Linked DNA regions of Homo sapiens: region 2 is linked to region 1. A link is an interaction called in ENCODE POLR2A ChIA-PET data of the cell type or tissue named here. Cell type or tissue: Caco-2. All regions are shown on one strand. Links, peaks and the distances in the headings refer to the core of each region. The heading gives the core; the rest is flanking DNA. Region 1 overlaps LOC107985869 (a long non-coding RNA gene). Region 2 overlaps CDC42EP3 (CDC42 effector protein 3).

Region 1 (16,328 bases), core at 5,216-7,715:
GGGGCCTGTGCCAGGGGAGGCTTAAGCCATCGCTGGAGTGACTGATCTTAACATCCCTCACTCCTTTCCTTTTCTGGATTTCAAAACATACAATTAGTGTTTTCTTTAAGAGCCCAAGATGGCAAAGTTACGAAAGTTCGGGAGACTTTTCGATATTGTATGCAAGAATTCTAGAGGTGGGACTCCGGGAGACCAGTAACACATTTGATGGTGGAAGCTCTGTTATTCCAGGTCACTGTGTGAGGCGAGGTGGAGTGGAGCCCCCAGCCAACCGGCACTGAACATTTAGTGAGATTGAGAAGTAAGCTCATTGTTAGCTACTAAGATTTGGGAGTTGTTTGTTGCCACAGCATAAACTAGCCTACCCTGACTATAAAAATACATGAAGCACTTAGCATAGTCCCTAGAGCATCACAGCCTCATAATAAGTGATAACTCTTATTTTGATAGAGCTGTCTTGAAGCAATCACACAGAGTCTAGCACAGTTCTGAGCAAATGCTTGTATACTTTTTTACAATGACAGAGGATGAGTTCAAAGTCAGCAGAGGCTATCAGAACCCAGGAAAATACTGGGCCCAAGAGAAACGAAACCCTTTCCAGAAATGGGAGAGAGAGGACTGCTATTTGCCCCCACGTGTACAGTCAAGTCATCATATGCTCCAGTTTTCACTAACTAGAAACTTGTTCCCATTTTACTCTCAGTGAAGTTATTTCTGAGGCCTGAGTCTGATGCATTCTCAGCTCAGAATATCAGGTAACAGAAGCTAGATACCTGATCCTCAAATTTGTCATTAATTACTTAGTGCAGAAACCAAGGTGTCATAAGGGTATTTTTTTTTTTTTTATTTCGCTCAGTAAGTTATAAAACTCTAAGAACCTCAGTTACATTAGCGTAAAGGCAGCCGCAGTTGAAGAAGCTGACCATTTTTTCCAGGGCAGTATTTAGTGCCAAAAGGAGTTTATTACATTTATTACAAATAAGAAGAGGCAGTGCAGGTAGAAGTTAAGAGTGTGGCCTTGGGTGCCCACCCACAAGATGTAGGCTTACATTCTAATTCCTTAACTACAAGGTGGTATGGGTTTAAGAACTTAGAGCTATTCTTTATGCACGGGGATCACTCAGTAAATAATAAGCCTCATTATACACACTGAATTGGTTGATGATTTTTAACATTTATATTATTGTTTTAGTCATTTATTTATTCAAAAAATATTTGCTTCAAACTTTCTCAGTGCCACTACCTCACTTAATCTTCTCAGTGACTCTATAAGATCAGGAAAATTGCTCTCACTTTATAAGTAATTAAATAGAGGCACAGAGACAGTAATCTTAAGACCACATAGCCAGTTAAATGGAAGAGCTGAGTTTAAACCCAGATCTTAAATAGGAAAATCCTACAAAGTCTTAGTTCATTGGGAAGTAGATCTTGTGAGTAAATTCAAAAATCTTCACAGCTTCTAAAAAGGGGGAAGAGATTGTTCTAATACCACCCAGCCCACTCTGAGGTCCAGTTTGTATGTGATAGGGATATTTAATATAGAAAGGTATGTTGACAAGGGCGTGAGTCATCTCCTGAAGATAAATACCATCTGTGCATGGAACATGTGGTTAAATAAGGGAAATGCCTGTCAATAAAGAGTGGCCATCTCCCCTGAAAGCCGTGCAGACCCAACACGGTAGCCAAGGGCCACTATTCATTGCTCTCTCACCCGAGAGGTCTCTTGAAGAAGGATGCAGAGTTGGACCTCGAAATCAGTCATTCAACACACGTCTAAATATTTTCTAGCAAGGTAAACACTCTCTCAGGCATCTTACCTTCATATAGCTTCATTGCATGATAAAGTGATTCTATCTCAGGAAAAAAAAAATCATGGATAAAAAGAGAGACTTGCATGTTTAGACTCTTGTCATTAACAATGCACACAAAGAGCTACTGTGATCACCGGTGTTACCTGGACCAAAAAGGGGTAAAGAGGGCTGAAGTGTTTTATGAGTTAGCCCATTCCTTGATAACTTCAGCTTTTAAGTTTTGCCAGCTGCTGCCAAGCTGGAAAATTAGATGCATTGTATTTCATTATGTTTCATTCATTAATTCAACCAATGTTGCTTGGGCACCCTCTAATGAACTTAATGAGTGTGGCCAGGTTGTGTGAGTAAGGCAAAGATGAATTCCCTGCCCTGGGGAGCTTGCAGTCTGGTAGGAGACAGAAGTACCCCAAACGAAGGTTCTAGAAAAGCAGGGCCAAACACAAAGTACTAGCTGCTGTCCAGGAGTGGAGTGGAGTCTGGACCGGAAGATGATGACAGTATTTGAGTCAGGTTTTACCAAAATACTTGTATTACTGGTAAGCTCAGTGTGCATTCTCTGGCTAAGCCCTGAGAGGTAGGGAACTGGAGTCCTGTGAAAGAACCTGCTTCCCTGCCACTGGGGCCCTGCACCTCCCTGGTCTCTAGCAGATGCTGCCTCTCCATTCAGCACAGAAATGGGAAGCCTACCCCTCTCCACCAGATCTCACAAGACCCCTCATCAGTAGGGCCCCTTCAGCCTCTGACTCACCCATTCCAGTGCTCAGTCTGAGGTGCCTGTGGGAAGAAAAGACCCATGGCTGGGTGGGTGCCTATCCTCTCTCTCTAGACTCAACACCACCTGCCTAAGCACAGACTCTTCCTTGATCTAAAACAAAAAGCCCCCATGTACATCCATTCTTTGAAACAATGCCTGGGGCTAGGGAAATGATCTCCCCTAGAGTGACTGTAATTCATCATTCCAAACTGAGAAACTGTAGAGAGTGGCAAATGCAAGCCGGAAGGGACTCTAGAACCATAGTCCTAAGCCAGGACCATCCCAGGAAAACAGATCTTGCAACCATTCTTGTTCCCAATTACATCCAGTCTCTGCTGGCCCTGCCACAGGCTCTGGGGACTCAGTGCTTTATGGGTGCTGCATTTACATTTGCTGGCCAAGAGATGCAAAATAAAACCATGGTCAAATTTCAATTGCCTGCCTGGAAATATAAGACCAGTACCCAGGAAGTGGAATAAAGAGCTGGTTTAGGGGTTTGAACTTCCACCAAATTGACTCAACCACCATGTAACCGGAGGCCCCAGTTTTTGGGACATAGCTGTCTATAGTCTGATTGGTGGCATTTTTCAGGCAGAATAAGGAAATTATATCAGTCAAGAATGCATTTGTCCTAATTTGTACTGATTTGCTGCTGCCCGTTCAAAGGATCTTATTTAAGACCAGAGTAATTTGTTTTCTGTGCTGCCTTGAACAAAACTCCTCCCTGCACTTGAGCGTATAATATTTGTAGACATTTGTCTTCAGGCTAGTGCAGTAATCTTCCTTGTATGCAACTGGGTTTTCTCTGAAAAGACAGTTGTTTAAAGTTCAGCCCAACGTTTATTGACTTTTTTTGTGCTTGTATCTACAGAGAAATCATAGTCACTGGTTTGAACGGACTAATCAAGACCTATGAACTGCTGTCTGCACTAATATCCACTTTCCCAGAGATCAAAGCCACGTGGCTGGGGAGACAGACTTTCAGCTGCTTTTCTTGCATCCTTTTCTGATCAGAGTGATTTATCACTTGAATGCCATCATCGGGTCACAGGCTTTTTACTTCAGATATTTGGTATCAGACTGTTGAGTATCAGATGATTTAGCATTTGAGTTTATGCTTAATCTGTCTTATAAACAACCCTGTGATTTAAAAGAAAATGAAAGCCTCTTCTATGAGGAAAGCCTTGTCTATGGGACTCTAAGAAATGGGAGGAGGCAATATTTAGGAAATCCAGTAGGCCTCATTTAATCTCTCCTTCCTTTAACCCAGGGATAGAACAGCATGTTGTGATGAGGACATTCTATCCCTGAGCCAGGATGAAATGGTGCAGGATGAGGGCATTGTTCCTCACTGTGCAGGAAGGAAGAACAGGGATCATTTGCCTCCATTTTTCAGAGATTCCTGGCTCCTCTTGACCCTGAACTCCCCATTGTATTTTTGGGAAGAATACCCACAGTACTTCCACAGACAGAAAAACCTCGAGGGCAAAGCCCAAACGTTATGGTTGCTATGATCTCTCTACTAACCTCAAAGAATAAACTACAACATTCTAAGCATATGGATCTCTATGTGGCCCCTGCCAGGAAAATTGTCTGTTCTGAATCTGGTACCAGCCCTTCAAATCCAGAAAAGCTAGGTCCTAAGGTGGTGCTGAGCATGTAGAAGAAGGGTTGCAAACCAGCTTTCCTAGTTGCAATGACCACAGATCCTAGGGACCTCTTCAGTGTTAAGTTTCTCCCCAGACCCCACTGCTGCCCTGGGGGTTTGCCGGATATCGCTTCTTGCATCGAGGGCTGCCTTCTCTCACATTTGCCCTGCCATTTGATGTCCCAAATCTTGAACAGGCCTGCCTGGCCTCACCTTGATAGCACCTTCACCATAGTAAGTATTCAGTATCTGGATTGGCAGACCACCAGGCGGACCCAGTGAGATTGACTGGTACCCAGTAGCAGCTCAATCCATACTCCATGAATGAATGAATGAATGAATGAGGATTGAAGGAAGTATGAAATTCCAGCCATGCTTCCCAGGGGAGGGTCTGCAGCCCTGACTCAGACAGAGACGGTAACAGGAGCAGTTTGAACCACCCATCACCACTCCAGCCTGGAGGCTCTATGGGAAGAGACCAGGAGCAAGGGAGAAAGAGTAGGCCCTTGCTCTGGACAGATCCTCTAGTGCTGCTGCTGTAGGGCCAGAGTAAGGACCCCTTGTGAGGATGAGAAAGGAAGAAGTGTCTCCTCCACAACCCGGGCTAAGTCCAAGCAACCTCTGCATTTCTTCATTCAGAACCTTTGCTCAGCCTAGGATGTGTTGAGGACATAATGAAGTGATGAGTGCTCCCCTGACTCTCAGGGGTCCCAAAGGGGTCATCTGTGGTTTGATGATCCTCCTGGCTAAATGGTTCCTACAGCTGTTGCTTAGGTTCAGAAGAAAAGCGGCTTCCACATACCCATACCTCATCTGCTAGAATTAACAACATTAAAAGATAAGGCTAGTGATGTCGCAGCCTCCGGACAGATCATCCCGGTCAGTCTACCTTAAAGATGGAACTTCATGGAAATGAAGGGGTGGAGAGGAGTTGTATGAAACCAGACATCTTCTGAATTCTGCAGAAAATGCTACGGCCAGATTCACCGTACAGAGTCTGATAAATGCCAGAGGTGAGAGGGGGGTTTGGATGTGGTCACAGTCAGTCATAGGGCTGCAATATAGCCCCTATGTCTCTGGCTTTTTTAAAGGTTAATTCACAAAACAAAAAGTCCAGAAGTGTGCCTGGTAATGACAGGAGCTCAGTAAATAGTTGTTGATGGAGTGACCCAGCATGTCTCTAGCTGCCCGTGTACTGGCTGTGTAGAGCCATTTTCCTGGAGGCCGAGGCAGATCTGAACCATGACTTGAATCCACGCAGGTGGTGATGTACACATGGCAGCCTTTCCATTCCACTCATCCATAGCCTGTGTTGGCCAGAAGAGAAGCTCTGAATAGTAACTTCTCTATATTTTTGCTGTTAAAAATAACAAACTCTGGGCACTAGATCAGGAGCTATTTCTTTCCTTGTAGACAAGTAGGTCCTGCATGGAGAAGCAAGTCTCTTCTGCCCAGAGGATCCATAGTCAAATGCTTGCAGGGGAGATTATATTCTAGAAGCTCTGAAATAGTCAGAAATGCCCCCAGCCTCTCTGAGGGAGGGATTCATTCCAACCCAAAAGGATGTCTCTATACAGGCTCGTGTGAGCACAGGGTAGCTAAAGGTGCCTTGGGCAGCAAGCACCTGCACACCTGGCAAGGGCTATGGTGACAGGTGAGATGGGTCTGAAGTGAGAGCAAAAGGATGTGGCTTTATGGAACCTCAGGCTGACTTCAGAGGCTGACACTCACCTCCTGCCCCTGCCAGCTGCTCAGCCTGGACCCCCAGGGCACCTCCCAAAAAGCTCACCAGTCATTCTCCAGCGATAGTATTTGTCACACACTGGCATTTCCTACACTCCTACTGACCACATCTCCAGGGACTGCTGGGAGCCCACTGACCAAGCTCCCGAAGATGTGAGTCAGCAAGCTGGCATGCTTAAGAAAGGGGTGTTTGGCCCTGACTTGAGAGCTTCCCAGACCCAGCATTCCTTCTCCCCTGCTGTACCAAAGCCCCCAGATCACCATTTCTTAGAAAGATAAGAAGGGCATTCCGTCCAGTCTTGGGCCTCTTTGATGTTCCTGCCCCATAGGTAGCCCCAGAGGGACAGCATCACCATTATTCCTTTTGAGTGGCACTGGATGAAAACAGAAGAATCACTGAGAAGTTGTCAAACATTTAGATTCCTGGGCCCCACTCAAGACATTCTCTGGGGTGGAGGGTCGGAAGTAGGAAGCAGCAATCTGCATTCAAATACATCCTCCAGGAGCTTTCAAGACCCTGCCAGGACCGGGAATCACTAAACATTAAAGAGTATAACAACTTCAAAAGTGCATTAAAAATTTCCTTTTTTTTGGCTAAGACCTTTGGAAGGGGAATTTGACTCAGAGATAATTTTGCTTCCTGATAACTGCAGAAGTAGCTCTCTCTTTCCTTAAAACAGGGAGATCCTCTGGGATCTCTGTATATCTGAGACCAGCAAGAATCTGAGACTGTCTCCAACTCAGTGTAGGCTGCAACTCGCCTTCCTAGGCATTCCAGACTCCCACAGACGATGCAGCTCCCAGCACGTTCCTGACTGCCAGAGACAAGTGAGGCTGTGAGTTTCTGCCCAGGGCTTACCAGATCCTGAAAACTTCTAGAAGGGATTTTCCTGGGCTATCAAGCACTGACACCTAGAAAGAGGTAAAACTTGATGTATCTTGCAGGGCCAATCCCGAGAAACCGCTAAACTCCCCATATTACATGAAGGGCAGAGAGGTGTCTTAAAAAAAAAAATCAGAGTGAAGCCAGAACACATGCTGCCAACAAGACTGAATTAGGTAATGAGAAAGACAATGTTTGTTGCCAGGACTGAGGCAGGAAATAAATCATTTTTCTTTAACGAATCTCTCTGTTTACATTGTTCTCTTTCCTCACAGGACTGGCTCAGAAAAGACCTGTTTTTGTTGTTGTTGTTGTTATTTTGTTTTGACTCCTTGGCCAGTAGGATTAGGTCCCATTGAGCCTCAGCCTGGCGGCGGGTGGGGGGGGGGGTGCCACAGCTGAAGCCACTGTTGTGACTCACAGGGATGAGGGGTGAAGGCAGCTTCCCCGCTGGGGTGGCACCTGCCTGCTGCTGGTGGGGCCCAGGTGGGGCTGGCCCAGATGCTTGAGGGTCAGAGGGGGTCACGTCAGACTTTCTCACATTTGTATCCTCAGCTTTCAGCACAGTGCTTAACCAACACCCAACACAATAATGACAGAATGAGTAAACAATTGATGGCTTTGAAGGTGGGCAAGACAAATCTCTCTTAATCTCTCCACACACGTATACATATATACACACTAGGGGAGAAGGAAGGAGGTGGAGGAGGATAGGGAGAATGATAGATGCATAAGGTATTTCACAGGTCAGAATCATAGGTGACTGCCTGGGGGCAAGAGGGAGGACCCATCCCTGTCACCATAGCTCAGAGGTTCCAGGTCCATCAACAGCCCATTTCATCTGTTCCTGGAATGCCGTATGAAGAGGTAGGAACAGGCCATGATCAGAAGGCTCCAGAGCAGAAAGCCCATCTGTACCCACTTTGCTCCTCACACATGGTCTCTGGCCCACAGAATACCCCCTGCAGAATCATGTGAAGTCCTGCCCTTGTCCTGGTTGTTTCTCTTTCTCTGTATCTCAAGAACCCACTGGTTTCATCTCTGGTTTCACCACATCATGACATTACATGCATGAGGGGGCTCTACCTCTTCACGGCATCATCAGCCAGGGGTGAGGAGAGAAGCCCCAGTGTCCACAAGAAAATGAGGGTGGTGCCACCACATTTAACTCCTTCCTTGCCCATCTGCTCTTTCCCTGGGAAAGGAGTGTCATGACAATATCAACCCTTATTCTATCTGAATAGTCACGGTTCTGTGGCATCAAGGACAGATGCCCTTGATGACAAAAGTGGCTGGTTGTGTGTGCAATGGAGAGATTGTACTTCACATACATTTTTCTGCCTTAAAATAACCAGAAGAAAATCACTGTTCTTTTGGCTCAAGCAAAAATAAAACTGTTTTTTTGAAAGCCTTATTTAAAGGGTTCATTATCTTGCAGGCTGCTAACTATATACTCTGCACCACACTCAATAAAAGCTTCATATAACTGTCTTTGAAATTAACAGCCACCTCTTGTGCTTTTCAAGTTATTAAAGACGTTGGCATGGTGGAGAGATTGTAAACTTTCTATACTGGTGATTAGTCAGCGGGACCACATCCCACCAAATCCCCCAGAGCGTTTCTAACAAAAAGTTCCTTGTGACCCAAGCGCCAATTTTTCTTTCTTGTCTGTTCATTCTAATTCCACTCAATTACTCCTGAGCAAGCTGTTTTATTCCTGTCAACTCATGTTATTTACTGGAGCCTGTCAAGAAGACTGAAGTGGAGGCTGATATTATGTAGGATGTTTTGAGACTCATTAAAACACTTTAAAACAATCACCTATTGTGATATTCACAGTCCTATGTGGGGTGGCCTTGCCTGGACCATTTGGAGCCTGGATCACTTTATTTATTTGCTATTAAAAGCTTCAAGTTAGAATGGCTTTTTTTGCTGCAAAATTTTTGGACTTAGGGATGCAAGGCCTGGTCAGGGTTCCTGGAGATTTCTGGGCAGGGATCTGAAAATAAATGGATTAAGTGTGTGTGTGGTGGGGAGCCCGGGGGAGGACTCCTGGACCAGCTCTGTATCTCTGATGAGCTGATGAGAAATGGGGGTCAGCCCCAACTCGCCAGAGAGCTCTTCCTCCTAGAACCGAGGCAGATTTCCTTAGGAAAGTGGGTGAGAGCAGTTTTCCTCTGAAGATAAAGTTCCCTGCTGTGTCATTTTTAGTCCGTCATTATTCATGCAATAATGAACAATCTGTCTGAACAAGGCACCAGGCTAGATTTCCTGAGAGTGTAAAGCAGATAACTGTATAGTCCTTAGATCATTAGCTGAAGAGTCCATTTAATTGATGCCATATGGAGTGTCAGGTGCCAGGTGGACCACGTGCAGCCTGAACTCTGGGCAGGGAGGGGCCAAGGCAGTCTCATTCTGTCCACACCCCTCCCAGCCTCCTCTTGCTCCCCACTCTTGTCTCCCACGTGCCGGCTGCCCATCCTCCCTCCTGCTACCAGCATCTACCCCTGGCTAAGCGTTGCTAGGAACTCAGCCTTGACAGCCCCTGGGGTTGGAGGTTGATTCCTATTCTAAGCTCCCTCAGAATGCAACAAAGAACCTGTGTTCAAGCTGGGGTGGAAGTCGAGGATTCTTGATTTCCAAGTCCCAAGATCTAGAATTTCTTATTTCTTAAAAAAATCCTTGAAAAAAAGGCCTCCTTTCTTCAGTGATTCTAAGATACTTTATGATGGCATGGTCTCAAAGCAATACTGAGAAAAAAGCCAAGTCACCTGGGCCACTGCCTGCATCATTTCACACACTTCTAGAACATGGTTTTCCCACCAGTGTCTCATGTGTTTGCAGGTGTCATCTCCACCCCAAGCTGGGGGTGTAGGGTCAGGCAGAAGCAGTACAGGCAGAGGGGAATGAAGCAGAAGGTCCAGAGTCTGTATCATCATACAGGGGTGAGCTAGGCCAGTACTTCCCACCTGTGTCCCTCCAGCAGTGGGATGCCAATCTCTACTCTAAGTGCAGATCGTTCTGAGTCACATAAGCCTGGGAAGGACTGCCCACTATATCCCCAGCTCCTACGCTGGTTCTCACTACCATGAGTTTAGAAAGTGCTAGACTAGTTGATCTCCAAGATCTTTCCTAATGCTTGAAATTCTAGGAGGCAATGAATAGAGAATATGAATGCAAAAAAAAATCTATAAGGCATTTGCCTAAGGCAGGGGTTTTCTACCCTGGCTGTGTATAATAATCACCTGGGGAGATATATAAAAAATAAAAGCCCATAGGCCTATGTTCTCAGCCTGAGGATTAGGATTCATCAGGTCTGGGGTGGACCCCAGCCTCTGCATTTCTAGCAACCCTCCAGTCAGTTTTGATGAACAGCAGGCGTCAGAGCTGAGAAGTTGGGGCTGGGGTTATAACCAGACACTTTCCCAGGCAGTGAGATGAGGGAAGAGCTGACGCAGGATTCTAACATGCCCACTTCTGTTCATGGAGTTTGGCCCACGGGTGATTGTGCCTAGCACATCTTTAGAAGATACTTCCCCAGAAGTCGACAATTAAAGATGCAGTGAAACAGAATTTGTTTTGTTTTATTTTAAACCTCAGACTGACACTTAAACCACATCCCAAGGGCAAACATCTTACAGCTTAATGGATAGGTAGCCACCAGCCTTAGCCATTGCTTGGAATCAGATGGAAAGCAGTGCTGGCTGCCCACCCTAGGAGCACTGGGGACCTGAGAGGAGAAGGGCCCCTGTAAGTGGTGGCCTTCTCAGTGTCCTCTGGCTGCAAGCAGAGCTGACCCAGCCTTCTGTTCAGAAGGTCTCAGCTTCAGGACAGAGAGGCTGGCCTGGGTGGTGGGGTAGGACAGAGAGAGCAGGAGTTCAGGAAGTGGATCAGACCAGCTGCCCAGGCCAACGAGGTTTGTTCTCATAAACCAGGCTGAGTTCCTGGGTGGGGAGGACACTGTGGCCCCTGTTTCATGGGTCCTCACATGCACACACACTGGAGAGCAGTTCAGCAGCCTGACTGCTGGGCAAGTGCTGCCTGTTGCCTGGGGTTGTCTGCTCCTGCTCAGGAGGATGAGCCAAAAGAGATGAATCTTACAGATGACTGGAGTTTAGGGTGAAGTGCAAGCCCAGAAAATAGGTCTCATTCCTGCTACTCCCTCTCGTATATTCTACAATTCAGACAAACTGCATGAGTCATTGCTGTTTAGAAAAATCCTCTGCTTCTCCTCTTTTGTGCATTTGCTCCTGTTTTTCCTTCCCTACCCCATCTGCTGGACTCCTACACATACTCCCAAGCCTACGTCAAATGTCTCCTCTGCTCAGCTCCCCATAGGGTGCAGTGATATCTCTCCCCTTGGGAACTGCCAGAGTATACTGCATGTATCTATCATCTGGCATCTCTCTTACACAGCTGTGTTTCTTATCCCCTTCTATTGCAAGCACTCGGAAGGCAGAGACTGGGTCTTTGTCTCCCTTTGGCCCCAGCCTGTTTCCATATTGTGCTTTTTATGTATTATAGCAGGCACCCATGAATGTCTACGGAATGGAAGTTAATTCTGGGCTGACAGTAATTGTAAAGCATCACAGCCCTTGCTAGCTGTCATGGGGAGGCAATCCTGGGCACTGTCTCCATCACTGCTGTCACCATGTAGCATGATGAGTCCTTTCTCATGCTGCTAATAAAGACATACCTGAGACTAGGTAATTTATAAAGGAAAGAGGTTTAACAGACTTACAGTTCCACGTGGCTGGGGAGGCCTCACAATCATGGTGGAAGGTGAAGGAGGAGCAAAGGCACATCTTACAAGACAGCAGGCAACAGAGCATGTGGAGGGAACTGCCCCTTATAAAACCATCAGATCTCATGAGACTTATTCACTTTCACGAGAATAGCATGGGAAAAGCCCGCCCCCATGATTCAATTACTTGCTACCAGGTCAATTCAAGATGATATTTGGGTGGGGACACAGCCAAACCATATCACATGGCATCAGCAGATGGCTAGACTTCCTGAGCAGAGCCAGGGACTTGCCTGGAAGGTCCAGACCCCTCTGAGTTCCAGCTTCCTTGTGGAGTTGAAAGACACTCCAGTGTGTGTTACACTTGGTATCCTACTCAAGAAATAGTGAAAAAAGGACATTTACACCACTGGGAATAAAACTTGGGTGTAAACATGGTTCACACTTTACAGCTGATGGGTCAATTATCTGATTAATATGATTGATCATTTATCATAATGTAACACATTATGTCACATACCTTTTTTTTTTTTTTTTTTTTTGAGATGAAGTCTCGCTCTTGTCACCCAGGCTGGAGTGCAATGGCATGATCTTGGCTCACTGCAACCTCCACCTCCCGGGTTCAAGTGATTCTCCTGCCTTAGCCTCCCGAGTAGCTGGGATTACAGGCCTCTGCCACGACGCCCGGCTTGTTTTTGTATTTTTAGTAGAGATGGGGTTTCTCCATGTTGGCCAGGAGGGTTTCAAACTCCTGACCTCAGGTGATCTGCCCATCTCGGCCTCCCAAAGTGCTGGGATTACAGATGTGAGCCACCGCACCTGGCCTCACATACCTTTCTTAAGCAGAGTTTTTAATGTTTATAAATCTTACCTCCTTAAGAACAATTAAGTTTCCTGAGAACAAAATCGGTCACTACAGTGGTAGAAAGGATATGGGTTTTGGAGTCAGACAGAGCTAGATTTGAAGCTCGGTTTTATCATTTCATGGCCAGGTGCTGCCATGATTATTTTTTATGTGTCTACTTGCCTGGGTCACATGGTGCCCAAATATTTTGTCAAACATTATACTGGATGTTTATGTGAGGATATTTTTGGATGATATTTAACATTTGAATCAGTAGACTGAGGAAAGCAGATTGCCCACCATATGTAGGTGGACCCCATCCAATCAGATGAAGGTCCAAATAGAGCAAAAAGGCTGACCCTCCTCTAAACATGATAGAAACTATTCTGCCTGATGACCTTTGAACTAGAAGGAAAAATTAGTTGTTTGCTGCCTTTGGACTTGAAGTGTACCTGTACCTCAAGCCTGCCCGCCTTCATACTGTAACTACACCATTGGCTCTCCTGGGTCTCCAGCTTGTCAACTCACCCTACAAATCTTGGGCTTTGCCAGCCTCCATAATTGTGTGAGCCAATTCCTTCTAATCTCTCTCTCTCCCAGTAGTTCCTTTTCTCTGGAGAACACTGACTAATATAGGCACTTCTGTATTAAGAGCATTCTGAACAGCATTATGTTGCTAGGGCCCTGCAATGGGAGGCACCTTCTCACTTTCATCACCTGGAACCTGCTCATCCGCATGACACAGAGGAGGTATATGTGACATTTGTTCACCTGCTGACCCCTTTGTCACAGTGTCCCCTTTTCCGTGGGTACTTCTGTCCACATCCTCTCCTAGAGTGTTTGCCTCAGAAGTGCTTGAGAGGATTAGCATCCAGCAAAAAGTAGGCTCTGCAATTAAGGCTCAAATTAAGAAAAACAAATGAGTTTACACTGGCCTTGGGTATTTCCAGTAGCTGGAAAATCCCACTGTTGGAAACCTACTGAAGTCATCTCAATACAGTATTTTATAGATCCTGCAGCAGCAGGAGATGAATTAACCCGAGAAGACCATAGTGGCGGGGCAGAAAGAAAGCCTGTCAATGACCAGATCTTTTAAAAACAAAATGGCTGTTTCTGTTTTGGTGTATGTGTGGTTGTCTTTATTTTGGATGCTAAGGCGCGTTTCTTTCCCCCCCCACCCCGCCGAGAGTTTCAAGAAAAGAGAGCCCCATCTTCAATTCACTATCCAGGCAAACAACAGTGAGCATGGCTCCTCTTCCAAGATCCCACTCCAAAAAGTGACACCAGGTTTTTGACACAGACAGCCTGTGGGCACACTGTAAAGAAGTGGACTTTGTTTTGACAGGGGCCTGTGGAAGCGGACTTTTAGTGCTCAATCCCTTAAACACATAGTGTTATGAATATGGCTTTGACGATTGTTAGCAAAAGTGGATTTGTCACACAGCCATGAAACCAGCAGCTGTGTCTTTGCCACAGAGTTTGACCCCATCCTGCATATAGACAGGCATCGTGTGTAATTACTCAGCATTTGCCACACAACACAATAAACTCGGGGTCTGCCCACTGGGGACATTTATGTGTCACAGTGGACTGGATTAGGACCGAAAAAGAATAGTTGTGGTGTACGCTCCATCCCAACTGCTCATTCCCTCTCCTTGACCTACCCTTTGTGGGAAGCCAGGAATGCTAAATATTTCTTGTAGCTCTGCCCAGTCCTCTACTTTATTTACACTCCCCCCAACTCCCCAGCCTTAGCCCTGTCTCCTCCTGTGGCAAGCTCAGGCTTTCTTCCCTGAGCTGTTGAACAACTACATTTTTTGTCTGAGATGATACATCAAAGGTATTTCAAATAAAGAAAGACAAAAACATAAAATGATGTCTGCTGGACAGCCAGCCGTGCTCTGGCAAGGATAATATGCAATCTTACTTAATGGACTTCCTGATATTGACAAACTGTACCAAAGTTTCTAGGCCAGAGATAAAACAACTTTTTTCAAAAAGTGAAATAAGATAGAGGCAGTTGAAGGAACAGGAGGTGGAAGATTGATGGGGAACATTTTTAAAGAACCCACGGGCCACTCTGTATGTTTGTTTCCTGAAGGGCAAAATTAAGCCCTTAGAGCAGATCTTTCATTTTTTGGTTTCTTTTCTAATTCTAGAATCTCCTCTAACCACAATGGGCAAGACAAGTGGGAATGTGACTTCCCCTAGAGTTATTGCTACACATTTGTGAGGACATTTTCTTCAACAAGTTTGTTTTTCCCCAAAATACATTTCCAGGCAGTATAACCCTAGAGGTGGAGCCTCAGGGAAGCTACACATGCTTCAAGTGTGCAGTAATTGCAAATTGCTAAACAGAAAAATACAGGTATGGCCATGTGTCCAAGTCTTTGTGGGGCATGCTCCACTCATGCCTGTTGACCTGGCATGATTATTAATAGTTCTCTCTTTCAAAAATGTCCAGTTTGGATAATAAATTCTATGAACACCCTGACTTTCACCAAATGTACCATTTCTGAGGTCCATTTCAAACATGGTGTACAAATAACTGGTTCTACAGCCGGTCTGGTGGTCAGCCTGGCCCTGCTGAGGGGAGGGATGACATCTGAATGCACAGCCAGGTGGCACGGTGGTCTCAGAGGCTACAGTGCTGCTAGCCCCTTGGGGTAGGTCCTGAGCTTGGCACCCCGCTGCTGACTGCATGTTGCAAATGAGATTTTTGTTTTAAAGCCCTAGACTTGAAAAATCAGACACTTGGCTTTTGAACAGAAGGCAAAGCAGATATCTGGGTCTCTTCTTCCCCACCTCAAGTCCTCATTGTCATGGAGACTCCTTAACATCTGTGAGTGGATATGACCCCACCAGCTGAGGCAGGCTTCTCTTAGCCCCATTTTCCCTCCATGATGGGTGGAACATCCTTAGGTAGAAAGAAAAACACCCAACATACTTTTATTAGCAAGTGTCAAAAATGTATCAGAGAGTTTTCTCTGATGTCCATGCTTATCCAATCAAGCTATTTGCAATTCCATGTGAGTGTGGGGTTGGAGGTAGGAGGTAGATTTTGGAGACTGGGGAAGAGGAGCAGAGAAGGGGTTGATTTGTGGTGTATCCTCAAGGCATGCACTAAATATTTGACCAATGAGTATGTGAATAATTGCATCTGTGGAGGAGATTTTTGTCCAGTCAATAAATTTTAGCATATTAGAGTTTTGCTTATCTTTAACAAAAATTCATAGTAACATATGCACTCATTTCCAGACATTTTTTCCTAAAAATACTACATTTGGGTGTGTTTCATTTTACTCCTTAGGCAAAGCTGATTTATAATTCTGACAGTGCACCTACAAAATGAATATGAAAAATGCCCTGTTTGATTTGTGTTTTTTATTTTAACTGGGATTAATTTTAAATGAGTTGAGAAGAGACCTGTGATGTTGCAAAATGCCTCTTTAACTTCCAAGTTAACCATGATATTGATGGACACAAGATAGATGCAAGGTCTATAATTAAAACTTGTCTGCCAAGTCCCACTCTGTTGAATTTGGGGCGATGTTGCATGGAAGCGATGGTTTTGGTTAAACTCTAGGTCTAAAAGAAAAATAAAATAATAACTTAATTGTCAAACCTATCCACATCTATTTGCATATGCCATATGATTTCTAAATAGGGTAAGACACAGGAGCATTGAGGAAATAAAAAACCTGTTGGTTTTTAATGCGGGTGTATCTTTCTTCCCTGTTTTGTGCCTGGGCTAATGGGCCGATGGTTAAACAGTGGAATATTTAGAATTGGAGAACTTATCAATGGACTTAAAAAATATCTCTGAATCTTGTAATCTACTTTGAAGAGATCCTCTGAACAGAGGGCATGAGCTAATTCAAACAAGGAATGACCTCAATGA
Region 2 (12,205 bases), core at 1,597-4,096, 130 kb after region 1:
ACCCCAATGCCTTGTAGCTCATCCCTCCTAATCTTATCATATAGTATGTGCAGGGAGGATGTGTTGCTTTCTACACTGGTAACAAACGACCACAAACTTGAGGGCTTACAACATTTACCATTTCACAGGTTCTGTGGGTCAGGAATCTGGGCAGGGCTGAGTTCCAGCATCTCCCTGAGTTATGATTCAGTGTGGGTCAGGGTGGTGGTCTCATCAGAGGCTCAACTGGGGAAAAGATCTACTTCCAAGCTCCCCAACATTGTTGGCAGATTTCATTTCCATAGGCCCTTGCACAGTGTAACTGCTCACCTCTCCACAGCCAGCAAAGGGAGTCAGGGAGTCTTCTCCCTTGTCAGCTCAGATGAAATCTCCTATAATGTAACCTAATCAGGGACCTATTGCCTTTGCCACATTCCCTTGTTTAGAAGCCAGTCACAGGTTCTACTCACAAAGGCATTAACACCAGGAGGCAGATCATGGGGGCTCCCTTCGAATTCTGCCTACTGCATGGAGGATATAGCCTTATCAGTAATGTTTCAGAAGTGTTCCCAAGTGAAGGCCCAGCCTGTAATAGAGATTCACAATGTTTTCTCTTTGAAGTGAAGCAGTTTTGTTCATTTCCTCCCATCTCAGAATGACTTCAAATCCTGACATCCTCGACAGCCCAATACTTTGCCACAACCTGATTACAACTCTAGCTCTCTTATTTACTGGCTATATGTTATTGAGAAAAGGTAACTTTCTAGGGGAAGGGCTTATCCTGAATCTCCGTTTTCTTATCTGTAAGAATGTATTCCACTAACATTTTTAGGACAGTAGCATATAATAGTTATTGTCACTTATTAAATAATTCCAGCACCTTTCCTTTAGGACTGTTCATTTTATTGCATTAACTTATGTACATATGGAACTCAACAATGAAATATTAGTGTTGCTAGTATGCACATCAAAGCAAAAGGAAAATGTATTTTAAAACAAATCCAGTTGTATTTAAGGAGCTGAAATCACTGATCCTATGCTTACAGCAATTCTTAGAGGAAAATGACTAAAACCATAGACATGTCCAGAAGATGTGCCCATGGCTATGTCTAAAAAGTACTGGTGTCATAGATATGGGGTTTTTAGGTCTTTCTCTTTCCTGTTTTCTCTAAGATGAAAATTTTTATCCACTTACTGGAGGGAAACAATAAGTTCAGCATTAGTTGAAACTGGCCCTGCCATTATTTACAGGCTCTTGTGAAAAGGGAGGCCCTAGGGCACCCAAAAGGGTCTTTAGCTTATAACCTGCTTTGGTTTCTTCTGCAGGTTTGTCCTGGTTGTGGTCAAGACTGGATGATGTAACTGGCTCTCTAGGAAGCCTCACTTGGCCGTAACCTCAGGAAGGTTCTCTTTGACCCCATCTCATTTCGAAGCCACTTCTGAAGCCACTTGAGAAAAATGATGTGACAGTTCCTATCAAAAAGGATTCAGAAACATATACCATCTGTGAAGAAAGTGGCCCTTTCTCCCGCTTGCAAAATAGACATTCTCAAATTCCAAAATGCCAGCCAAGACCCCAATTTACCTGAAAGCAGCCAATAACAAGAAAGGAAAGAAATTTAAACTGAGGGACATTCTGTCTCCTGATATGATCAGTCCCCCGCTTGGAGACTTTCGCCACACCATCCACATTGGCAAAGAGGGCCAGCACGATGTCTTTGGAGATATTTCCTTTCTTCAAGGGAACTACGAGCTTTTACCTGGAAACCAGGAGAAAGCACACCTGGGCCAGTTCCCTGGGCATAATGAGTTCTTCCGGGCCAACAGCACCTCGGACTCTGTGTTCACAGAAACGCCCTCCCCGGTGCTCAAAAATGCCATCTCCCTCCCGACCATTGGAGGATCCCAAGCTCTCATGTTGCCCTTATTGTCACCAGTGACATTTAATTCCAAACAGGAGTCCTTCGGGCCAGCAAAGCTGCCCAGGCTTAGCTGCGAGCCCGTCATGGAGGAAAAAGCTCAGGAGAAAAGCAGTCTGTTGGAGAATGGGACAGTCCACCAGGGAGACACCTCGTGGGGCTCCAGCGGTTCTGCATCTCAGTCCAGCCAAGGCAGAGACAGCCACTCCTCCAGCCTGTCCGAACAGTACCCCGACTGGCCAGCCGAGGACATGTTTGACCATCCCACCCCATGCGAGCTCATCAAGGGAAAGACTAAGTCAGAGGAGTCCCTCTCTGACCTTACAGGTTCCCTCCTCTCCCTGCAGCTTGATCTTGGGCCCTCACTTTTGGATGAGGTGCTGAATGTAATGGATAAAAATAAGTAACAAGATGCCAACTTTTTTCCTTTGGGGTAAAAGGTACAAAAACAAACTAACCACAGTTGAAGAGAAGGGCTTCCGGAGCTGTATTTGCAGTTTTGTGTTGGGTTTTCTAAAATAATATTCTTACAAAGTATTTTTTTACCTGTTATGCCCTGTTTGCAAAAACAATTTAGAAAAAAACAACAAAGCAAAACCTATCTTGGCAAAAAAAGGAAGTGAGTCAGAGCCCATTTTCAGGAGGCATTGGTGATGTTCGGCTCACATATTGTTTGCAGACACACAAGAAATCTGGCTTGGCCAGGATTGGCACTAGCTATGAAGGGCTGAGCGAGTCACATTAAGGAACTTCACGGAACTTTATAGCACTCCGACATTTTCTGAGCAAGAGGAAGTCAAAATTTATTTAACACCTAAGCCTTTTTGTAGACTCTTTTCTATATATTGCTTAGGCTCACCATAGCGAATTCTCCAGTGTTAAAACTTTTCTGTTTTCACATTTGAACTTTATGGGTTTTGGGGATTTTCTTGTAGTTCTTATATATCCCTATATATTATATCTATATTGCAAAATTTTGACTGTCAGCTACATGTTGGTAAGACACAGGCAAAGTATTACTGTAACTAAGTTATTTTTAAAGTTAAAATATATTTTTACGTGCCTTTGGCTTTTTATTGCAGAGTCTACATTTTATAGATTCTACATCAGATGTTGTCACTTATTTCCATTGGGATTCCATTGTAAGCTGTGTATGTGCGTGTTTGGAAAAGTGTATTCATACTTAGTTTTTTTTTCTTCATCTGTTATCATACTTTTAACAGCAACCAATAACGGATTGTAAAGTGTAAAGGCACAGGTTACTCATGATGCTTCTGCAGAGACTGTGGGCTACACCACATATGTTATTTGGAAATATAGGTATTTTAGTACAGTACATACTTGCATTACATAGGTACTTCAAGCAACACAATAAAAAGTAAATGATAAAGTGAACTTGCTTGTTTATAGTAATAAACAAGACCATAAGAGAATAAGTATAGCTAGAGAAATTGCTTCTCTGAAATGTACATGAGCCCTTAAGGTAAGAGATGATTTCCATCTACTCTCATTTTGATTACTTCCTTATGGTTTGAGAGGCTAGAAACTGAGCCTCTCTACTTTTGGAAAAATGAACATGTGAGGTCAGATTTTTTTTTTTTTTTTTAAGTCAGCACTGATGCCACCCTCTCAGTGGTCATTTCTGAGCATCTTCCTGACTTGAACACCTTCTACAGCAAACTCTTGCAAGTCCAGTTTCATCCCTGTAAGGCAAATGTCTTTTCACGCAGAAAGTGCCATATAGACGAGATAAAGGCAGCTAAAACGAGGGCAGTAGAGAGCACTTACCCGACCCCAAGGTGCCAGAGATGCCCTGAGGATGGTGGTTAAGGAAACAGGAGCAGGAAATGTACACACAGATTCCTGTCCCTTTGCCAACTACTCCTTCCCCATCAAAGAAAAACACTTGCACACAGTAACTACCAGCTCCTTCTCTCAAACTTGTATTTCTCCTGGAAATGTATCTCAGAAATGACCTCCTCTCCCAACCACTTCAACGATTCTTTCTTTGGGTTTGGGGTTCTTGCAGTTCTATCATCTAAAATAACCTTTGGACTGCAGGTAAAATGCAATTAGGACAACTAACCAAGTAGACGAAACAAGTTCCCCTAGGCAGGGGTGTCCAATATTTTAGCTTCCCTGGACCGCATTGGAAGAATTTTCTTGGGCCACATGTAAAACACACTAACACTAACCATAGTTGATGAGCTTAAAAAAATAAAAATAGAAAATTGCAAAAAAAAAAAAAAAAAAAAATCTCAGACTGTTTTAAGAAAGTTTAAAAATTTGTGTTGGACTTCATGCGGGCCACAGGTTGGACAAGCTTGCCCTAGGGCATTGTGTGCTTTCCGTAACTTCTCAGTTGTATTTCGTTATCCATGACTCTCCAGTGTTTTTTCTGTTGGACCACACCCGTCACAGTTCACAGTTCCAAAGAGAAATTTCCCAGCCTATTCTAAATCTTGTTAATGACGAAGAGTCCAATGTATCTCATTATTTGTAGCCAATTTTAGACTCTTTTCAATACCTCCCCCCCATTTTAATTAGTATTGATCATATTCAGTCTTTCATTTTACTCTTCATCTGTAGCGTGACCTCAAGGTAAAGATGAAACTATTTCATGAAAAGGGGAGGAGTATGGCTGTGCATTAGCTCTACTCCCTCTCTGGTAAGTACTGGGGAGAGAACAGCCCTGCCAGTACTGGGTTTGATAGATTCTAAATATTAATCACACATCCTGCCTACAGTTAGCCATTTTAGTTTCTGGGAGTTCTTTCATGTACATTTTCTTCCATTAATTGAATTAGGTATAATTGAGATGGCAATAAATATGCCCGTATTAGAAAGAGGAAACAAAGCTACATGCGGCTTATGATTTTGTTGAGTCACTTCTCCCGAGGCAGCCTTTCCAATGCCTGGTCCCTTCCCCTGAGAGCAGGTGGACTGCTGGTGGTGGCTTTCTTTCCTGCAGAGAGGCACTTTAGACCCATACCTGCTGTGAGCTGAATTGATGTTCTCATCCTGTGAACCTTCTCCCACTTTAACCTAATTTATCTTTACTTGTTTAAAGATAAGGAAACCCAAGATGTACTTTATTTGCAAACTCAAAGCAAATGGCGAGCCACCTGTGACCCAGTAACCAGAAAAGAAACCATGCCATTTGTATAAGTAGAGACACTTCTTGTTGAGGTAGGCAAGGCTCTTGTGAGCGATTTTTTTCCCCTAGTGAGACCTAACAAAAGACAAGCTATATCATTTCTGCCTGAAATTATCTGCTTGAAAAGATCAAAATATCAGGATACTTAGCTCTTCACAAATATGAAGTCATTATCACATTTCACTGAGCCAGAAATCACTGTTAACAGCACACACAAAAGACTACACTGGTTGAACAGCAAAGAGAAACCCGGGTCTCCAGAATCACAGTTTAGTCCTTCTATATTACTGCAAGTGACCTGTTTTTTCTGAAGGCTCCCCGCAAATGAAGTCCTGGAATGGAAAAAATCCATAAGTCCATAAATTAACTTGATAAATATTTTAGAACAGACAAAAGAAAATATTGAGTGATGTAGTTCTAATCCTCCTAATATGGAACCTGGCAAGACTGAATCATTTTACTGTGAAATATATAAACACAATAGAATGAGCCAACATGATGGTTTCTCTCCAGTAAGAGTTTTTCTTTTGGAAATGAGGTTAACCTAGCCCCAAATCTAGCAATTCTCATAAAATCCGATTTTAGAATTAGCCTCCCAGATTAATCTGAATGATTGACTTATTTTTTCTTAGGCAAGTCAGTAAGCCACCCACTAGACAGCCATATCCAGCAAAATAAGAGAAGTTTCCAGATGCCAAATGATAAGCCACCATCAACCCAGCGGGGAAGCCTTCTGGTTGGTTTGGCTGTATGAGATTCAGGAAGGCCAGAATACCCAAAATTATTCACACGACGTTAACTTATTGGTACTGGCTAAGCAATACATGTATTTCCTAAAGGAGGAGATGGTCTTTTGGTTGATTTATGGACACACTTGTTTCATCTGACTGTAAATATATTGCATGCTTTATTCTGATGGTGCACTATTTCATCCAGCAAGCTTTTCATCTGAGAATGTTTAATGTTGACCTTATTCTTAGAGCAAGTAGATCTAAATATTTTTCAGCTGAGTTATTAGGGAGTCATTATTCTGTGGTACAATGCTGCAAAAAGCATCATGTGGAAGAATGGGAACTATGCTTACTTTATGAAGTGATGTATAACACAATGAAATCTGTTTTACAACTACTGTGCTGCATTTAATTATCTTCCATTTTTGCTGTTAAAAAAAAAAAATCCGTTAATGATGTCACTTCCATTGGCTCCCGGGAGATCAGTAATCCATCCTCTGAAGGTCAGCCAAATTTCCCTCATGGAAAACAGATCGACACGGGTGATAGATAAAAACATCTGCCCAAAGCAAAGCCATCGTGCAGAATAGAGTTAATATTCCAGAGACTCATCACGCAGACAGAGATGTCTGCCATACATCAAAATGAGCAAAGCTGAGTCAGTGAAGTGGGTATTATGCTCACCATGAAGTGATTATTGGAGTGTGTCACAAAATATGCACGTGATTCATTGCCAAAAGGGTCACTGGGGGAAAAAAGAGCTTTGAGTTCTGGGGAGGGAGAGACCTGGGGCAGTTTTGTGGAAGAGAAGGACCCAAAAGGTACCTTGAGGGTCTGCTGAGATCATTTTAGGGAGAGGGGGCATTCTTGGAAGGGAAAGAATATGATGAGCTAACCAAAGGATACACTCACATCCTAGTAGTGCTTCTATTCAAAACAGTCCAGAAACAGGGATTGGAGTAAAAAATGCCCACTTCTAGGTCTGCAAGATTGGGATCCACTCCTGAGAAGACTCCAGTAGAAGAAGATTCTAGAATCAGACTGCTGAACAGGTGGTTCCCAGGATAGATATTTATATAAAATTAGCCAGCATTTTGTGAAAGCTCATGCCCAGTCTATAGTGCCCATTCAGAGACCTGAAGGCCAGAGTAGGGACACCTCAATAGTGAGGTTGACGTGAGGTGCTCAGGGAAAGTCATTTACGAAGGTGAAGGAAGTGAGAGGGGCTAAGTGTCTCCTGAAACAACTCCAGATGAAGCAAGCTGGTATTGCAGTCCCTGGGCTGAACACACTGGGCAGTTGTCCCACCAGCTATATCCCCGGGAACTTTTTCTTTGAGACAGAGTCTCACTGTCACCCAAGCTGGAGTGCAGTAGCGCAATCTCGGCTCACTGCAACCTCCACCTCCTGGTTTCAACTGATTCTCCTACCTCAGCTTCCCAAGTAGCTGGGACTACAGGTGCTCACCACCATGCCTGGCTAATTTTTGTATTTAGTAGAGGTAGGGTTTCACCATGTTGGCCAGGCTGGTCTCAAACTCCTGACCTCAAATGATCCACTCACCTTGGCCTCCCAAAGTGCTGGGATTACAGGCGTGAGCCACTGTGCCCAGCCCCAGGAACTTTTTTTTTTTTTTTTTTTTTGAGACGGAATCTCCCTCTGTCACCCAGGCTGGAGTGCAGTGGCGCCATCTCGATTCACTGCAAGCTCCGCCTCCCAGGTTCACGCCATTCTCCTGCCTCAGCCTCCCTAGTAACTGGGACTACAGGTGCCCACCACCACGCCCAGCTAATTTTTTTTGTATTTTTAGTAGAGACAGGGTTTCACCTTGTTAGCCAGGATGGTCTTGATCTCCTGAACTCGTGATCCTCCCTCCTCGGAACTCCTTTCAATCCATCTTTTCCCAGGCTGGCTTACACTTTGAGTATCCCCAGGATTAAGGAAGAAAGCTCCCCAGGAAACAGAATCCAAATGTCATTGAAGAGTCTCCTGGGTCATTAGAACCCAAGAGAGCCAGGAGTTATGGCTTACAAAGTAGGAAAAACAATTCAATTGAGTAGAAACAAACAGCCCTGGAAGTTCTCTCAAACTCCTTGAAGTCCAGACTCATAGAACTGAGGCTCAGAGAGGAGCAGAAGCCCCAGACTTCCGAGGACCTGCCTCTTCCCAGAGGTGACGTGTGGACTGTCCACCCCTCAGGGAAACTCACAGTCTCTCCCAGGGTGAGTCCTTACCCTACAAGGCACATCAGCAAGATGGTCATTATCAGCATAACACATGGTCCCCAACGTTTGCACCCCAAATACCCACAAAAGTACAGATGGTTCCCGACTTAGGATGGTTCTTAATTGAAAACACATTTTCTACTTACATTTTTTAACTTACAATGGGCTTATCAGGACGTAACCCCCATCATAAGTCAAGGATCATCTGTAGTGAAAAGATTCTTTCATTACATTTGGGTCTCGAAAATCCCAACAAAGAAACCCTTTGAGGTACTGTGTCCATAGAAAATTCCCATCTTTAAGTCCCAGGAAATGTGCATTAAAACTCCAAAGGATGTCATCCTTATACCCATGGGCAGCATTGTTACAAGTGAAATAGGCAGAACTTGTGTGACCCTAGAAAAACAGTACTGCTCAAAACAATTTCTTCTACACTCAGCTGCCCCAGGGCTAGAAAAATCTACCCTTGGAGATGGGTTCCTTTTTAGGTGAGGCTTTTTCTATTAGGCATGGAGTCCCCTTAGAATAATTCCAGGAGTAACAACATCTGCAAGCCACCAACAGTGAAAAGTGAACTCACTTATCAGATGCCCACTGTGGGAGCACAAGTCTCTAGCAACTGGCCTGGGACCAGGTAGCAAGAGAGACCAGGAAAAACATGAAGAGTGAGTTCATGTAATGCATAATTTTGCCTGGGACCAAAGAAAAATGGGCAGTGATGAGCTTTTCTGAGAGATTTACCTGAGAGCAAATGTGGCCTTCACCAGAAGAGATAATGAAGGTTATTGTTGGCCGGTCTCCCTAGTGCCAGAAGATCACTTGTAATTAAACCTAATTTTGAATCAACCAAATTAGATGGTACAGGAGATTAATATAAAACTCTCCATAACTGACATGTTTCCATACACCCTACAGGCCAGAAGGCTTCAAGACAGTAATGCCTTCGATGCCAAATGCTCATGTTTCTAAGTCACTGTCTGGTCTTTCCTCTGCCTCATCCCCCACTCTTAACAGTAGCATCTTAATGACATGATTGCATTGAGGAGATTATTATTTTCTCCTGACATCTCCTTTATAAGTTCTTTCTGCGTTGTAAGGTAAACCATTAGCAATGCCCCAGAAACAGATGAAACTTCAAAAGGCTTGAAACGACATTAAAAATTACATATTGAGTTTTTCAGAATAAGCAGTAATGTTCAGACACAACTTTGTACCGTAAGCAGGGGCATTGTTAAAAGTAGGAAAAGGAAATTGGTAATTATCTTCCAAACCTGACTCCCATTTCATGAAAATGAAATTGGGATGGGACTAGAAGCAAGAAACAAAACACCTGTGGTGCTCTGGAAGATTTTTCCACCATAAATGGCAAGAAGGAAGAACAGACAAACACAATCTTAGATTAGCAGCCAATAAAGTCCTCCCATCCTAGTACCAGATCATGGCTCCTATGACTAAATAAAGCACTATTTGTGAAGCTTCAGTAATCGCCCTCTTTTTAAAAAAAAAATATAAAGAGGTAGGTTCACCGTTGATTAAAATTGCTCATTTTCAATACATCTGGCACTCTGGACTTCACAAACATGTTGACTATTCATCAGGTACCTTAGGTAACTGAGAGGAAAAATTGTAAAAGTGTCACGATAGCAAAACACAAGAAGCAGACCTGGTTGTATAAGTCCAGGGAAAATGGGACCTTCTTACCAGAGCCCACACTCCTGAAGACTCTTCTAACCAGAAGTAAACAAAGTATTCAAAGTGAAATGGCTTCCGGGAGTGGGATGCCCACCCCTCTTAACCAGCCATGAGATAAAAATGCATGGGAGAAACTTCTTCCAACCCCTGGATCATCTGAAACCTCACCTCCCCAGGGAGACTCCTTGGCTCCCTAGTCCCCAGCCCCTCCCCTCAGGCGAAGGTCATGTGGGAGGACAGAGCCAAGGCTCTAGATTATGGTATGAAGGGTGTGATCTTGTCTGAACACACCCAGCAAAAACATCTTTGTGTCTCCTGCCCTTGCAACAAGGGCTCTTTTTGTAGGTCAGCTGTTAAACATCAAATGATACATCATTTGTTTAAACATCAAATGATATATTATGAACAATACTCCTGTGGCTGGTGGAATAATGGCCCCCAAGATAGGAGATTCTAATGTCTGGAACTTATAAATGTCACCTTATTTGGTAAAAGGGGCCTTACAGATATGATTAAGTTAAGGATCTTGAGATGGGGCATTAGTCTGGATTATCTGGGTGGACCCTAAATGCAATCACGATTGTCCCTATAAGAGAGAGGCAAAGGGAAATTTGACCAGAAGAGGAGTAGACAATGTGACCACAGAGGATGGATTGATGCATCCAGAAATCAAGGAATGCTGCCAGCCACCAAAAAGTGAAAAAGGCAAGGGACAGATTTCCCCCTAGAGCCTCTGGAGGGAGTACAGCCTTGCTGACAGCTTGATTTCGGCCCAGTGACACCGATTTCAGACTTCTGGCCTCTAGAACTGTGAGACAATAAATTTCTGTTGTTTATAGCCACCAAGTTTTTAGTAATTTGCTAAAGCAATTATAGGAAACTGATGCAATACCCAAGCACTGGAGAGAATACAGAAAAATGGAAAACGTTAAGGATAATGAGGTGGACTGAACTGTGTTCCCTTAAAATTCATATGTTGAAGCCCTAACCCTCAGTGTGACTATATTTGGAGCTAAAGCCTTTGAAGAAGTAATTAAGGCTGAATGAGCTCATAAGGGTGGGACCCTAATTGGATAGGACTCACGTCCTTATAAAAAGGGGAAGAGACATTAGGGATGCACACACACAGATGAAAGGCCATGGGAGGACACAACAAGAAGGTGGCCATCTGCAAGCCAAAGAAAGAGGTCTCAGGAGAAACCAAACCTGCTGGCACCTTGATCTTGATCTCCAAAACTGTGAGACAATTAGTTTCTGTTGTTTAAGTCACGCAGTTCATGGTACTGGCAACTGCAGCCCTAGCCAACTAATACAGAGGGTTAACAGGGAAGACCCCCTTGAAGAGTTAGGTTCTTTAAGGAGATAAGGCCAGGATGACCCCACTTCCCAGGACTTTAGTCTTCCCTTAAGGAGTTTACACTGATTTAGTGGTGCTCTGGCTGGTGACAAGGAAGAGGAGAACATTCCAGGCAAAGGATCAGCAGGAGAAAAGTCTAGCCCTGCATTAACATTACAAGAAAGCATCTCCCACTACCAGAGCACAAGAGAAAGCTGCTTTCATGTGGCACAGGTTCAAGCAGGGTAACAGTGTCTAATCAGACACAGGTGTGTTGCCTGAGCCCAGAGGCTAAGTAGACTACCTTTAGGAGGGTCACTGTCACTCACAGTTGATCACTGGGGCATAACTTTAATCAAGCGTATGCATGGTGGGCAGACTTAGGGGAGACGGGGGGAAATAAAATATTTAAAACATGTTTTGAGGCTTGTTTCCAGCCCCAGACAGCATTTGATATGGGCAGAGGCCAGATTCAATCCCTGTCATCCAGATAACAACAAAAGAGAGGCAGAAAAGACTGTAGAGAGGATGCTTCATTGTTGCTAGGGAGATTGTCTTCCAGGAGCTCTTTGCCTAAGAAGTGTTTCTTCCACACAGATGCCAGGCAAAGTTAAATAGGCCTTCCCAGTATGCAGAGGGCAAATTGAACAAGAGGCCAGAGAGTTTGCTGAGACCCAACAGTGATGCGGGGGGCGTTTAAATACCATTCAGGAAGCCAAGTGACAGAGAGACAGCCAATGTGCTGGAGGTGGGGCCCCATCAGGCAGTGCTTCCCATATCATGACAAAGAAAATTATGACATTGGGACAGCACCATGGGGAAATGAAAGGGCTGTTGTGGCTGGCCTGGGCCCCACCTACCTGCCACAGGTGCTGAGGGTACAATGCCTCAGTGTCCTCATAGCACATTTGACACCTAAGGTTTGTATTGTGGGAAGCCTCTCCTCAGAGTACATCATCTCACTGGCCCCTGGCTATTTACGGGACTACCCTGTAGCTCTCCTGAGGGCTCCGAGTCCTCTCTGAAGGCACAAGTGGGTGAAGGAGTGGGGATACCAAATGTCGCACCATGTGAGACATGACTGCCCTGGTGGCAGTGGGGGTGGCAGTGAGTGGGGCACAGCAAATCCTCCACCTCTAACAGGGGTGATGTGGTTTGGCTACATC

What was found. Peaks named below come from ENCODE experiments on the same cell type or tissue, not always from the same donor. Only the 100,000 strongest peaks of a DNase experiment are listed, where the experiment ranks them.
Region 2: POLR2A ChIA-PET joins it to region 1 with 6 read pairs; 6 of 35 experiments call an interaction of 5 or more read pairs at or near these places.

What each region holds. Positions count from the first base shown.
Region 1 is chr2:37,766,466-37,782,793 of GRCh38, reverse strand. The region is part of intron 2 of LOC107985869 (a long non-coding RNA gene); the gene reads right to left. Among named protein-coding and RNA genes, the nearest start is that of PIRAT1, 100 kb to the left of the region's middle. In Caco-2, for the core only: no CTCF peak of the experiment used is centred there; DNase peaks (open chromatin) are centred at 6,173 and 7,608.
Region 2 is chr2:37,635,923-37,648,127 of GRCh38, reverse strand. CDC42EP3 (CDC42 effector protein 3) reads left to right here. Exons shown (of 2, transcript NM_006449.5): 2 at 1,306-6,184. The coding sequence starts at 1,541. The coding sequence ends at 2,305. Among named protein-coding and RNA genes, the nearest start is that of CDC42EP3, 30 kb to the left of the region's middle. In Caco-2, for the core only: no CTCF peak of the experiment used is centred there; no DNase peak of the experiment used is centred there.